2 separate regions of the Homo sapiens genome follow, and region 2 is linked to region 1. Evidence: chromatin loops called from intact Hi-C (ENCODE). Cell type or tissue: PC-9. All regions are shown on one strand.

Evidence for each region. Hi-C counts contacts between places; a loop is a spot of excess contacts. Peaks named below come from ENCODE experiments on the same cell type or tissue, not always from the same donor. Only the 100,000 strongest peaks of a DNase experiment are listed, where the experiment ranks them.
Region 2: it touches region 1 in a loop (3-fold over the local background); 2 of 110 quality-filtered maps call a loop at or near these places.

The regions. Positions count from the first base shown.
Region 1 is chr11:26,568,609-26,576,608 of GRCh38, reverse strand. All of the region lies in intron 14 of ANO3 (anoctamin 3), which reads right to left. MUC15 (mucin 15, cell surface associated) reads left to right here and starts at 4,346. Exons shown (of 5, transcript NM_001135091.2): 1 at 4,346-4,568. In PC-9, no CTCF peak of the experiment used is centred here; a DNase peak (open chromatin) is centred at 4,358.
Region 2 is chr11:26,645,284-26,653,283 of GRCh38, reverse strand. It overlaps ANO3 (anoctamin 3), which reads right to left. Exons shown (of 27, transcript NM_031418.4): 24 at 5,428-5,575. Among named protein-coding and RNA genes, the nearest start is that of SLC5A12, 73 kb to the left of the region's middle. In PC-9, CTCF peaks have their summits at 3,084 and 3,286 (motif pointing right); no DNase peak of the experiment used is centred here.

The DNA of each region.
Region 1 (8,000 bases):
AAAGTGTGATCAGAGAAAGCCTCTCTGGCAGGGAAAAATTCAGGTAAAAATAAAGAAGAGTTTACTCATTCATTTTTCATGAAATTAATATTCATTGAGTAACTACTATGTGCTGAGAGATGCAAATTCAAAATAATCTAATATGTGCTTGTACACTTAGTTAGATTCCTCTCAACATTTATTCATGCTGACACTGAAGCCTCAATTTTTATCATCTCCAAAAAAATTATTATATTTATAATTAATTAAGTCTAATTGAGTTTGACTACTAAGTGTCCAGTAACACACAATTATTTTATCTATTTTAACTTGACTCCACACACAACTAAGAAGTAGTGTCACTTTCTTTATTGTACAAATGAGAAAATATTCTTGGAAACGTGATGGCAATTATCCAAGGTTATGAAACCATTAAGTGGCAAAACCAGGATTCAAAACAAAGAAACTGTGACGTGGTAGCCTGAGCTTGTTCTACTCAGCACACTGCTTCCTTGGTGATTATAAATCTGGAGAATCTAGCCAGAGACAGAGCCCCAGAGTGCTAACACTGAATAAAGATTTCATGGGGCCACCTGAGCGACAAAGTCTTTCTGCTAACATGTGCGGACTATGATCACGTCAGCAAAAGTATCATTCTGAAGAAAGTATTGTTTATTTTTTAAATGTTTCCATCATCTTGTAACAACGCTATCCTCTACCTTTTTTGTTTTTGTTTGGCTAGAACTGGAAGGGAAGATAAAAAGATATAGTGGACACTATGTGAGACCCTAAATAATACAGAAAAATACCCAAGAAAATATTTTAAACCTATGAACAGCTTCAAGTACTATTAGCCATCACATAGAAATTATTGAAAATGTCTGATTTACTACTCTGAATTTAATAGCTGCACAATGTCAGTGGTTTTGAAAATGATTGTGTAATCGCTAAAATAATTTTGTGAAATTATTTATCTCCTTGTACAAAATTTCTTTCCATTATATATTTAAATAGTCGTAAAGGTTATGATTTCCAGTGCTTTATAAAAATGGACATTTTAAAATAAATTTATACTAGTATTTTATACCTAATTGTGTCTCTTTAAAAATATACCTTTAAAAAGCACTAATCTGTTGCAAAATTTAAATTGTTCATTTTATCTTTAAATCTATTTCCATCCAATTTCTACTTCAAAATATTTCTAATATATATTTATGTTTGAAAGTGTTGATTATCTTGCATAGTACTCTAAAATAATTTTAAAAATGAGATAGCAATTGTTTAAATTTTTAAAATTTCTTGTGACCATTAGGCTCTTACCTTAAAAAACAATTAGAATTGAGTAATCATCAGAAGTAATAAAACAATATAATCAATTTTAAATTTTAATGAATATTAAATGCAAAATCTAAGACTGTTATATTCTTAAGGATATCAATAGGGTTTGTGTTTGTTTTTCAATTCATATTTTATATTGTTACAATATGGTATTTTCAATTATATATTTTATATTTCAAAATGTTTACTAAGAAAACAGGTTCACATAAATATATAGATAGAAATGCAACAGGTTTTGCTATAGTCTTATCATTCAATTCTTTTAACTATGGTCGAATTAAATGCCCCAAATCACATAAAGATCTATCCTTTAAAGTTATTTTTAGTTGATTGACCAGGTTTACAACTTTCTTTAGCTCACCATTTATGTATGTATGCATGCAAGTATGTATACTTGCATATATGTATATGCAATATCATAACCTCTGCTTAACCAAGGGCATTGTCCTAGAATTTCCTTAACCCCAAAATGGAATATTTGACCTTTCCAAAAAGTTATAGTTAAGTGAAGAAGATCTTATTATAGCACCATATTACTTACCAGAGAAAGATAAACTTGAATAATAAACAACCATTAGCATTTATGAGAATAATCCCTCTATTTCTATCCTAATAGAATATTGAAATAAATTAAATGTTATCCCCAAATACATTTCCCAGCCGTTAAATTCTATTTTATTTATAAAGAATATCATTAAAATACTCTCAAATAATAGATTCATAATGTAATTTATTTTACTATTATTCAAATATTTCTTATTTGCTTAAAGTACCTATGTCCCTATGGGGAAACAAACATGAATTCCACTTGTAGCCTGTATCAGACTAAATATGCTATCAGTGAATCTGATCAATGCAAATTCCCTACATGTGACATCAGCATCAAGATTTGATGCTATAGGATTTGTACAAAAAGATACTCTTTTGGATTCAAAACAATGTTTTCAATTAGTTTGAAGTGTGGTCCCAAGCTATGTCTGCTTCTGTATTCAGATCCATTAGTGATATTCATGTGTCTTCGTGTTCTGGAAACTCCACTTGTGAGTGGTTCTATCATTGCAGACTAGGAAGAGGTTTTTCTTCCTCCCAGTATGTATTGTGAAACGTAATTAATGAGTGTAAAGCAATTGGTGAGTGCCAGATGAAAGGCACCATAGTGGGTAAGTACCAAAAAAAATTATACAAGCACTGCACAGTGTGTCATCTCAGCTGGGTTTGCTGATGAAATTGCAGGTAATTATCTCTCATTGTGGAGTTCCTCTGGAGAAAGGAGGTCTAAAGTGGGATTGGTCTTACCTAGAACCTAGGACTGTATCTCAGTGAAACTTGTTTGTTTGGCTAGAAATTACTTTTTAACTCCAACTCCATGAGTAAACAAAGGTTTCTGATAACAACTAAGTGAGCTAAGTAACAACTGAGGCATTAAATTTACGTACAGTTTACATTTTATAAGTTTATTTCCAGATGTGCTCAAGACAGTGAGGGTAGGTAAGGTTTATCTCTAGGGTGAGGTCTAATCAATTGATTATGATTGTAAGGAGGGCAATGATGAATAGGATTCTGGGCCCACAGAAAGGGTCTTCAGGAAAAAGCAACATGAGAAATTAGCGGGACTTTTATGGCAGTGAAAACGGAGAGCTATAGCAAAAGTGCATTGCAATGTTTATGCCTGGTATAAGCCATAATTACTATGGTTAAGGCAGAAGGGGATAATGATATTCCCACACATATTGCAGAAAAGGCCTAGGGAAAAGGTGCACCCAGTCCTGCCCAATCATGTTCAGTTCTCTAACTACAAACAGAAAATATATTTAGTTGGATTTTTACCTAAAAAGTGGCTAATCTGAAAATAAGCCATTGAATTCTATTAAGCCACTGTTCAGTAACTAACTGTTTGATTAAATTTAACCTGCTTTTCTTCGTACCACAGTAGAGACAGCTTAAATATCTTTTGAGACAATATTTTTTCGGGGTTGGTTTAATTTCTAATCAAACTCTGAAGGGGCCTTTGGGCTTCAGAAAATTTAAAACTATAGAATTACCTTGTTCTTTCCTCGGGCCAATTAACTGGGCAGATTCTTTGCATTCCATTTGAAGCTTACTAGCTCCTGCATTTTAGCTAAAGTTTCGTTTCTCGCTCAGCAGTTGAAAACCTATCTCCTTGTGCAGCAGAAACCAAGTATGAACCTCAGGCATATTGAGCTGAACGGCCCTTGGCGCCATCCCCAAACGCTGATGTGCGGAAGATCCCAGTTTCACTCTTCTCCCTTTCATAAGCTCTGAAAGGAAGTGTAGGAAGTATGCCAAGTTGTTATTCAACTCTAGTATTTAATCAAGCATTACCTGGGCACTTCTGAAATTCTCCAGCTTCTAAAGTGAGAGTAAACCAGAGAGAACACAGGGTGGAAACTACTTAATCGAGAAGGCTCCTAGGATAAGTGAGGATCACATGGCCATTCTCAGGCCCCAGTTCCTCTCCAAACTCCTGAAAGTCAGCAAGAAACCGAATCTCAGTCATGATGATTATTTTTCATGTAACACCTCACAGCGTTCTCAGGGATCCCAATATATGCTACTAATTCACTTTGTGTTAAGTAGGAGTTTCTTAAAAAAACAATTTCAGTGGACCTCAGAATAGACGCCTCACTACTGACCCCACTACATTTTCTCTACTTAGGCTTTAAGTACACAAATAGGGCAATCTACTAGAGTACAGAAAAATTGTTTATGATTTCAGAGAATGTGCGGCTGGCATAGAGCAACAAGTGCAGGGCATGACTTGTTTGGATTCCTCACCTGCAAGGAGCAGGGGGCCCAGCACATGTCAGAAATTCCTGCTATACCAGATGACTTTGCCAAAATCTTTGTCCTTTTTTTCACTTAGGGTGAAAAAAAAAATTGATGACCCGTGTTTTGCTACCACTGACGAGAGTAATACCTTGTCCCAAAGCTAAAACGATCAACCTATGAAAACTGGAGGGTTGGGCTTTTGTTGTTGTTGTTAAAGGCCTGAATGAGGTGATATCTTAATGCTTACAGCTGAGAAGCAGGTCAGTCAGGTTCCTGGGCGCTCTGTTACACAAGCAAGATACAGCCAGCCCCACCTAATTTTGTTTCCCTGGCACCCTCCTGCTCAGTGCGACATTGTCACACTTAACCCATCTGTTTTCTCTAATGCACGACAGATTCCTTTCAGACAGGACAACTGTGATATTTCAGTTCCTGATTGTAAATACCTCCTAAGCCTGAAGGTAAGTGTGCGTTGGGTCACTTAGGTCTCTCGCTTTCTCTCTTTCACTCTCTACTCTCTCTCTTCCTTGATTATTTACCAAAGAGAATCGCAGTGGTCTCAACTTTGACAGAACAGCCTGGCAAGTAGCTACGGCAATCCTTGCAGAGACAAGTAGTTGTTTTATTAAGTAATGACCTTCCAAATGAGTATTTGCACTCCTAAATGAGTTAGCTTTAAAAATTACTGCCAAATTTGCTAGATTACAGAACCAGCAGAAGAGTTAAATAAAAGCCTTATTTAAAACATACGTGACTATGAAATAGAATTTTCTTAAGTCAGATCTTAGTAAAGGTTTCAAAATGTTTAAAGTGGAAGTGGCAGCATGAATATAAATTGAATCTTAGATTTAAATTATGCATTTGTGCTGAAAGGTTTTTGCTTTAAGTATTAGAGGTTTTTGCTTTAAGTATTAGAATAGTTTTGGAAAAAATCTTCTAATAAAATAGATTAGAAGCTTCTATAAATCTTTTTCAAAGATTTTCTTAATTAAAAAGTTGGGAAACTGTTGTACAGTACATATAATTATTTAGCATGATATGTGTACATGTCTAACTTTCACTGGAAATCTAAAAGGTTACATCAGTTACTACAGAAAACATCCTATGAAATGAAAATGTGGTAAAATTTCTTAAAATTATTTTCATTTTGTGGCTATATAAGCCTCTTTTTTTATTAAAAGGATGCTGATTTCCATTTATCTACTTTCTATTTAGTCTGTAGAGGCTGCTCCTATAGACATTACAGTATGATACAGAAGGCTGGAAACCCTATGCTTGAAAATTTTGATCTAGAACTTTCCTTTCGGAGAAACTTTCTTTCTTTCTAAGCTTGACACTCATCACTAATTAGTTAAGTACTGAATTTTATGACTGAAAACTCCCAAGGTAGCAGGTCATATGACAAACTCTACATTTTTCCTGTAGTTACATAGCCTAAGTCTTTTAGCCAGAATAATGTTCTCAAACTTCTGAAATTTGTTTTTTTCTTGAAAGAAAGCCAGTCTTTTCTTTTTTATTTTTTCTTTCTTTTTACATCACATAAAAGTAAAATGAGAGGCCTAAGTTTCTCAGTCACAATCCTTTTTCTAGTTGGTTACGCTTCCAAAACCCTCTCATAAAAGAGGCATTTTTAGAAGGATGTCTTATGTCCTCATTTATTGTTGCTCTTGAATTTAGGAAACTAAAAATACTGTCCAACATTGGAAAAAGTCACTCAGAGTAACACTCAAGTTCTTCCTGAGATGTTAGCTACATAGCAGACAGAGTTTTCTTTGAGAGACAAACAAAACCCATCTGTCTTAATTTGTAGCCTAACATCTGTGAGAAGAAATGATCAAACACAACTTGGAGAAAAGGCAGCCCAATGTATAGTCGTCAGTGATTTTACTATAGAAACATGTTTTTATATTATGCCTGCAGTATACCTGAACTGATGATTCTATTTAGAATTTCTGATTTTGATTCTGTTTAGAATGAGTAGCATTTCTTTGCCCTTATATGGGTTAATTACCTGACATAAACCAGGACATCTCCTTATTTCCAAAGCTTGGTATAAAATAAGTATGACCCACGATTTCAACAGAGAGCCTGGACAGAATAATGACTTTATGCATTTAAAAGGAAGCAAAAATATGGACAGTGAATGTGGGTTTGCTTCCCTTACTGGCCAGAGGTGTTTTTTGTTTTTGTTTTTTCTCATCACTTTCTGCAGCCCTCCATACAAAAGTAATAATGTGAAACCACTTTCCAGTGCCAGTAACAAAGAAGGCGAAAGTCGTGTTCATTCTCCCTCTGTAGAGGAGTTGTTCTAAAACAGTGACACTATGAAAATATATTTTAAAACTAGTTAAATTTTAAAACAAAAAAAATGTTAATATATACAGGAAAGTTTAGAATCTGTATTTAAGGTATCACAAAGGAACTGGAAATCCTCCTTTCTTTCTCTGTTCACTTTATAGTAATTCTACCTTTAGAAGGTTTTCGAGTTTGTGATGATCCTAAACCTCTATTTTATAACTTCAAAATTTCTCTTAGGAGCTACCACCCAGATGCAAAAAGAGGCAAAGATCAGGAGGTGAAATCATTACTGGGTTCTCCTGATTTCTCTCCCTCTGCAATTCTACTTTTCTTTCATCCCACCTTCTGTCTGCCCCCACAGTGCACCTGGCTGACAGATGAACTTGGGTGCACTCAGGGATACCATCCATAATCCATCATCATTTCAGCTTTATAAAGCAAGTATATAACATAGAGTTAGATATTTGAACTCCAGAGATGGAGAGAGGCTAAAAGGAAAGCACACACGAAAGTAAAACATATATAGATTTCATTTGTTGCCCTCTGGAGTTGCTGTCCCACCTCCATTAGGCTTCTGTCACTTGCAATGTGCTTTGTTCAGTTGGCATGAGGTCAAACTTCGGCCAAATCTCCTGGACCTTACTCCAGCAAAATTTCATGGTGGGGTTCTGAATAACGGATGACTTCAATTCCTGGCTGCTTCTACGACTTTAAGATGAAAGGAACCTGAGTAAGTGGCGTAACCTGGCTCTCCTAGAAGCCAGGCAGCAGAGGCAAACTTGTCCCTACTGCAATGTCAGGACAATCCGTCTTCACAAAAGCCTTATCTGTAGTGTATAAATTTCTGAATAAACCATAAATATTTAATAGTATTCACAACATACTGAACTACCCCTCTCTTCCATTTCTCTCCTTTTCCTGGGAGATAAATTATAGGCAGTAACAGAGTGCTTCGCACGTTTGGGGGTGTTGATACCCTAGGTTTTCAAGTTACAATCAAAAGCTGGGTAAAGGAATGAGAGATCCCCTTGGTGGTTCAATGTCACAGGCAAGGTGAAACAGGAACAACAGAATTCACTTTATTGACTCTTGATGTGTAGATTTTCATTACAGGCAGGTAATGAAAGCTCAATGCCATGTCTCTCACATAATATTATAAGAAAAATAGAAGAACAGCTAAGGACATTTTTCCCCCCACTGGTGACCACTTTATTAGGAAGAGAAAAATAGCAAAACAACTAGATATAGAGAAAATAAATCGAATGCCATAATAATGCTGAAAATAGTGGCTAAGTACAATTGACAAATTAGATCACATGCCGTAGATAATGAAAAGGAGCATTATGTTTGCTGTGAACTTTGCAGAGTTCACAGGAGAGAGATGTTTCTGAAAAGGTACACATAACTATTTTTAAACTAAACTGAATTATATTTTAAACACACTAGGTGAGGCATCAATTTAAGTAAATATTGGTCAACTACAGGTGCCAGAGATAATCATTCATGCTTTGTAAATGCTAATCTGTAAACTTCATGGTAAAGATGTCCATCTAGAAACCATAATAGACAGTTATCGTGATTTTCTTAAATTACAG
Region 2 (8,000 bases), 77 kb before region 1:
TGATATGGGCAAGACTGAAGGTTAAGCAGGATTGGATGAAATTCGGACTTTAAATTTGGGCATGGCAAGTTTTAGATGTTTATTAGACAGGTAAGAGGAGATGCCAAGCAGACAGTGGAATATTCAAGGCTAGAATTCAGGTATGAGCGTAGATCGATCCATGAAACTGAATTAGATGGTCAAGGAAATAAATAGAAATACAGAAGATAATAAGTCCATAGATTGAGCCCTTGGGGAACTCCAAAACTAAAGCTGAGAGATGAGGAGAACTAGCAGACATGACTTGGCAGGTGTGGCTGGTGGGGTAGCAGGAAAACAGAAATTATGTGTCTTTCTGAAAGTCAAGTGAATAAAGTACATTAAGAAGGGAATGCTCAATTATCAAATGCTGCTGAGAAGCCAAATGATGTGAGAACTGGAGTTGACCAGTGGGTTTGACAATGTGAAAGTCATCATGACATCTCAACGGAGCCATGGGGCATACACATTATCGAAGAGAGTTTAAAAGGGAAGAAGAGAAGGGGAATTGGAGAACATAGGAACAGAAAACTCTTTGGATGTAGTTTCTGTTATAAATGGGAGCAAAGACATAAAGATGTAACTGGAAGGCAGCCAGGACAAGGGAGGACTTTATCTATTGACTAGAACAATAAAAGCATGTTTCAATGTTAATGTGAAAATGTAAATAGAGGCAAAATACATAATGTATGAGAAAAAGGGGTGAATTACTAGAATGATGGTTTCAGATAGGGAAAGAAGAAGAGATCCAGGGCACAAGTGGAGGAATTTTGCCTTCAGTATGGGAGCACAGATGGTTCTATTTCTAGGAACTTGGAGGAGGCAGGCTACATGGGACACATACTGTAGGTAGGAAGATGTGATAATAGACGTCTGTGGAAGATCTTTTCTAATTGATTCAATTTTTCTTAAGTAGGAAGCAAGATCAGGTCAGAGTGAGAATAAAAAAGGAGGTTCAGAAGGCTTGAGGAGCAAGGAGAAGCTATGACAAACTTCTCTAAAAAAGTAGACGGGCAAATGGACTAGAAAAATAAAATACGTTTGTCAGGTCCACACAAAGTATGTGATACAAATTTAAAGTGAAACTAGTCAGTGTGGTTGTTCATTTTCCTTCATTTGCATGCAGCTGCATGAGTGCAGTGCAGAGTAGACAAAGAGTCTGGAGAACCAACGATGTGATTCTGCAATTCCGTAACAAAGTGAATGGGGGAAAGGACCTGCGTATCCAAGGAAGTGGTTACGGTGATTGGGCAACTGGTTTGTAAGATGGTTAAGGATGGAAAAGAGGACATCAAAGGAAAGGGGAGGGGCAAGAATGAGTTATTATGACCAATGCTTTAGAGATCCAGGTGAGTTCAAAGAATTGTTAAAATTAATTTTTACAACAACCTTAAAACATATATATTTTATCTCCATCATAATGACTAAAGAATTGAAGTTTAAAGGGACTAAGTAACTTCCTGTAGGCCTATAATTCCAAAAACGTTTGCCCTCAGAACCCCTTTGCATTTAGAAAAATTATTGAGGATCTGAAGAAGCTTTTTTCTTTTTTTCACAGAGGTGTATCTATTGATATTTTAAGATATTTGAAATTAAAGCTGAGAAATTTAGAAAACGTCTATTACTTCATTTAAAAACAAAAATAATTTATATTAAGGTAAATTAATATAAATGACCCGTTTCTTAAAGAAAAATACCTATATTTTCCAAAAGAAAAACATAGTGAGAATGACATTACTTTAAATGTTTGCAAATCCCTTTAATGCCTGTTTTAACAGAAGACGGCTAGGTTCTCATATCTGGTTCTATATAAAATCTGTTGCAATATGTTGTTTTGGTTGAAGAATAAGTAGAAAATCTGGTCTCATGTATTGACTATTTTAATAGTATTTGAAACAATTGTGGATATTTTTCATTGACATTCCGTCAAAGCTCTACATGTGATACTTTCTAAGGTTTAGTTGCAATGCGGAATTTTAAACCATATCAATGACGTTTTCATTCTGTTACATTAAAATCCCTAAGTCTAACTTGCATTTTAAATTCATCTTTTATTCATTCATGATTTTATAACATCAAATATGGGTTATTTGGAAAATTAGTTCCTGGAACCATGCAGCTCTTCCAAATATTGACATATTTTTTACTATAGATCATGAAAAAACTCACAATTGTTAATATCACCATTTATTTTTATCAGAAAAAAAATTGGGAAGCTTTTAGGCTCAAAGTGGTAAACAAAAGTTATCCAAAATTCTTAACTTTCACTTCAGTGCTTGAACTTTTTCAATGGCAATAAATATAGCAATTATTTTCTTTAAAATGACAAGCTAGTAGTGAGCATTCTGTAAAAGACTGCTAAGTATCCAAGTCTGAATAATCATAGTTTGTCTGGCAATCATTATTTCATGTTGGAAAAAAGTTTGCTCAGTTTGTAACTCCAACGATCACATGAGTATTTTTTTTCTTTGAGACGACCATTACGCTTTGGCATTCAGCAGAAAGTGGTTTATGCACACTTCCTATTTTGTCACATAGAATATTTAAAAGGCATCTATTCAATAGTGGAGATTTTATTAAATCAATAATTATTGCTGCTTCACTGAGGACACACTGAACTTCTTACTGAAATTTTTTATGTTGGCCAAATTATGGTGAGGAATACAATCACTAGCAATACTGTTTGGTGCCACTGCCTTTAGTTATGCAAAACTACCAGAAACTTTATTCACCAATATTTTTGGATCACTAGGGAAAATGTCAATATATGAAAAGGGCAAATGATATCTTAATTTCAGTATAAAAATCGCATCGACTTCATGGACCCCTGAAGGAGATCTGCAGACCACATGTTAAGAAGGACTGCCCTCGGAACCTAGATTCAAACACGCATCTATCTGATTCTAAACCTTGAATTCTTAATTACAGAGCTATGCTGGCTTCACTCCATTCGTTGTCCATACTAGAACAAATAATTTATCATTTCACCTACTCTTTTGCCAATATCCTCCCCTCCCACTGTCATCTTCTTCCGCCACCTTGCTCCGAAAATTTCCAATCTGAATGAATCTATGCCAATTTAGCTGCTAAGCATACATGGAAAATAAACAGGGTGCTCCTCTGAATGTGTGGTGTCACTGTAACATAAGCCCTCCACATCTTTGCTTGAAATTAGTCTATATTCCTAACCGATGAATATGGAGATGTCGGGCGCTATCTACACGAAAGGCAGGCGCTATCTACATAAACGCAGAGTGCTAGATACCCAGTCAATCTCATTTTCACCTGCCACTAGGTGGCAGTGAAGACACTGGCAAATAATGCTATGGAAGAGGGCTCCCTAACAAGCCTGTATATTTTAAATCCTTAACATCTGCTTCTAGATTATTTTGAACTAAGAAAAAACAGGGTTTTTAAAACTACTAATACGAAATCCCTCTTACACTTAAATTGTGCTTTAGAGTTCATAAGATCTTATTTCAGACACCACTTCTTAATCATAAGGGCTATGAATATATATTTTTTTTTTGAGACGAAATTTTGCCCTGTCGTCCAGGCTGGAGTGCAATGGCGCGGTCTTGGCTCACTGCAACCTCCGCCTCTCGGGTTCAAACGATTCTCCTACCTCAGCCACCCGAGTAGCTGGGATTACAGGCGCCCGCCACCACGCCCAGCTAATTTTTGTATTTTTAGTAGTGAGGGGGTTTCACCATGTTGGCCAGCCTGGTCTGGAATTCCTGACCTTGCGATCTGCCCACCTAGGCCTCCCAAAGTGCTGGGATTACAGGCGTGAGCCACCGCGCCCGGCCGAACATTTCTTATTATGAACCAACTAGGTCCAGATTAATGACATGCCTTTTACTAAAAAGCAGAATACAGGATAAGCATGTCTAAGTTTAAAACTACAGAAGTTTAATATTTACTCATTCTATATTGTTAAGGGCAGAAATAATTAAGAACAGATTATCAAAAAAGTCAGATTCTACTGTTATATACCTTTAAAATGTGTACATGAATAGAATACATCTGAAAAGATGGGTTCAAAATATTAGTAATATGTATTTCTGGAATGGAATTATAGTCTCGTTTTGTTTTTGCTAGGGTTTTTATGGCCTTTTATTCTTCTGTATTTTCAATTATCTCTAAAATAAAGTAGACAATTTATTATAAAATTTTAAAAAAAGGCAAAGTTACAACTCGAACCTAAAATGTCCGGCTTCAAGTTAAAATCCTTTGACAAGACCCCACGATATGCAATACATAAAGGAAATATCCATCCCTTTATCACCTATCTGAAACAACTGAGACATTTATATCCAGAAAGGTATTTCATTGATCTGAGAAAACGTCAGTTCCTCAGCAGAGTTAACAGTGCATTTCCTCCTATTCCAGGGCTCATCCTGTTGTGGCACATGCCCTGCATCCGGATCAGCTGCACACCCAAAGCTACTCCTGAAGGAAGCAGGAGAAGCAGCTTCTCCTGTCGCTTCTTCCACACCTAAGGCTGATCTCCAGCTACAGCTCTGTTTCATGTGCCTCCAACTCCTCTCCGTTCCTCAAATCCAATGCCCTCTTACATTTTTCCCCCAATACCTTATTTAAGTAAGGAAAGAGCTGAGAAAACCTGTATCACCTAAAGCAGTGGTTCTAAACTGGGTCATTTTGTCCCCCAGAGGACATCTGGCAATGCCCAGAGATAATTATGGTTGCCACAACTTGGGGAATAGTGAGGTTACTATTGGTATCTACCGGGTGGTGACCAAGGGTGCTGCTAAACATCCTGCAATGTACAAGACAGCCCTCTGCCCTCCATGAAAAGACAGAATTACCTGATCTAAAACGTCAATAGTGCAGAGGCTGAGAAACTATGTTGCAAAGAGTGGACTTAAATTTTAAAAGAAAATACATGGGAGACAGGATTTTTTGCGTCCTTAAAACCCCTAGTTGTAAATTCCTTTTGAAAATCTCCAGTCACAGAGCTGACAGTTCCTTCAAGTTCTGCTTCTTCCCACAAACTAGCACTGCTCCATTCAGCAGTTTGATTAGCCAGTATAGGTTGCAATTTCCCCATCTATACGGTAAGAAGATTGCATTCTTCTTACCATCTAGATGGTAAGAAGTTATTCTAAGATAACTTCTATTTACAGAATGTAACTTCTAAATATATTTTTAATATTTTGATACTTGTGATGCATTTCCAAGTAAAAACAGTAGACGGACTCTAAGATTATTTGCTATAATAACACTGTTGTCCTTTTTACCTTGCTTGATTTCACCTAATAAACACATTATAAATGCAATGCTTAGAAACACCACCCTTAATGGTCACAGAACAAAACTTCCCAGTAAGATCCTATTTTAATTACAAATGTAAAACATATCAGGAAAATGTTTAAATTTAAACCTTACTTTTCACTTGGTTCTACATGATTTGCACAGGGGCCATATTTGTATTCATAAACAAAACGTGGGATGTAATCAGAAGTAATAGCAATTACAAATGCATTGGTGATCACAGCCAATATACCGATTCCTTCGAGAATTCCAAGCCAGATACCTGGTAAGAGAAAGATTAATCATGGTGAACAAAAATGAAGAATATGAAAACCCTGTAATTAATCTTATTTTGGAAATAATGTTTTACTTATGTTGGAACCACAGCTCTGTCCACTATGTGCTTTCTTATTATACTATCTCAATACAGACATTATAGCTATCGAATACACTTTTTCCACAAAGAGAAGATATATCTCGTCTAGAAAGATTCAAAAATTGAAATGCCATTAGGACTAGGTTCATGTCTGCAACAATGAGACATGGCACAGGTGCACAGGTGCACAAGATATTTCAAAGTCTAATTTACAGAACTTGCTGAGGCAATAAAAATAGTACATAAGAATCTTCAAGTTCTTCATGGTTATGCACACTGTGAAATATCTGCATTCACTCTGGGGTTTGTCTTTATCTTTGTCAAATGTCTTTTTAAAGTAAAAATACAAAAAAAGCAAAACTAGTCTGGTGGTAAGAACTGAAAAGTTCTAGTAGACATTTTTTACTTCCTAGGAGGTCAATCTGGCATCATGAAAATACATACACACAAAAAACTTTTGAAGATGTATAGTATATAGAACTAGTATACTATTCATTATAGTCAAAACTAATGTTTTCAGTGGGATTAAACTTAGTTTTAAAAATATGTATGAGAAAAAAATATCCTGGAAAAAATGCTCTACAGCACTAAAGGTGATTATGTAGCATGCCAACTTTCTTTCCTCCCACACTTGGCATTTCAAAATTTTTATGAAGTACTACATTGATTTGTAATTAAAAATAATAATTTAAAAACATGTTAAAGTTTACTTGATGAGGAGATCATAAGACAAGAAACCGATAAAAATCATATTTGAGTACATTAAAATTAAACATTTATTTGTACAAAAGTCACAATATTTAGGCAAAAGAAAATATTTTGGGAGAAACTATTTGGTTTACAAAAACCGACAAAGGGTTAACATGCCTAGTATACAAAAAGATCCTAAGATGTTAATAAGATAAACCTAGAGAAAAATAGACAATAAAATGAGCAATTTGCTTTCTGAATTAAAGTAACTGATAAAAAGAAGTTTAAATCACTAGTATTCAGAGAAATGGCACTCAAAAATAAGATTTAAAAAAATCCAATAGATTGACAAAGATTTGAAAGTCTTACAAAATCTAATGCTATTTAGGGATTGTGGAAACAGAAACTCCTTTACAGTGTGACTGGAAGTGTGACTTGTTACAACATTTTTGGTAATTAATCTGATACATCTTAAATTAAAATATGCAAACATTTTAATCCTACTTATTGGGATCTATACTACAGATACACTATGCAAACACATATATATGATATGTACTACATATGTAATAACTATGTACATATTTATATTTATAGCTATGACTGTATGTTTATTCCTGCTTATAGTGGGAAATAAGTAAATGGTTATAAAATTTATGGTGTATCAGTATTATGAATATTACTATTCTATTAAAATAAATTAGATGAATATGTTTTGAGCTGGAGAATGTTCATGAAGAAAAAACAATGCAGAATTCTACATATGTGTACAAATATATTTTTTGTATATTTCTATGAGCAAGAAAAACAATGGCAAAGGATAAATGCCAAATTGATAGCACTGATTCCCTGAGGTAGAAGAGAAATATAAAGGTGAAAGATTACTAACTGTTTTCTTTATACACTTTCGTGTTGTCTGGCTTGAGCAAAGTAAAATCCAGTAGTTTAGAAAACACTTACCTATCTATGGGAAGGTATAGTAAATGCTCACTAAAGCTGAAATGGAAGTTTTTTAAAATTTATTTTCTAGATTTTCTTTAATGTGCTTATATTATTTTTATTTAATTTTAGGTTCTGGGGTATATGTGCAGGATGTGCAGTTTTGTTATAGAGGTAAACGTGTGCCATGGTGATTTGCTGCATCTATCAACCCATTATCTAAGTATTAAACCCAGCATGCATTAGCTATTTTTCCTGATGCTCTCCCTCCCTCTGCCCCCCAAAAAGGCCCCAGTGTGTGTTGTTCCCCTTCTGTGTCTATATTGTTTAAATAATGAAATCAATAACATCACCAAATTTAAAGGACAGCAATAATTTTAGTTGCTTAAAATATGGGAACTCAAATTGCATTGTATTCAGTCTTTACAGATAAGTATATTTTAAATAAACTTTGATGACAGTATAATATATAAATGGGTAAAATTAATTAAAAGGATAACCTTGCAGTATTAGCCAGAAAATCTCCCCTCCCAAAAAAAGACATGTGGAGCTGCTTTCCAATATAGTTGGAGTTTTTATTTAAAAACTATAGTTTATTAAAGCAGTATATGTAATAAGTAGCTCAATGGGAAAAGTGGATTATATAAATATAATTAAATTTATAGAGAATGTAGTATAAAATAATAGAAACAAAATAAGTTCA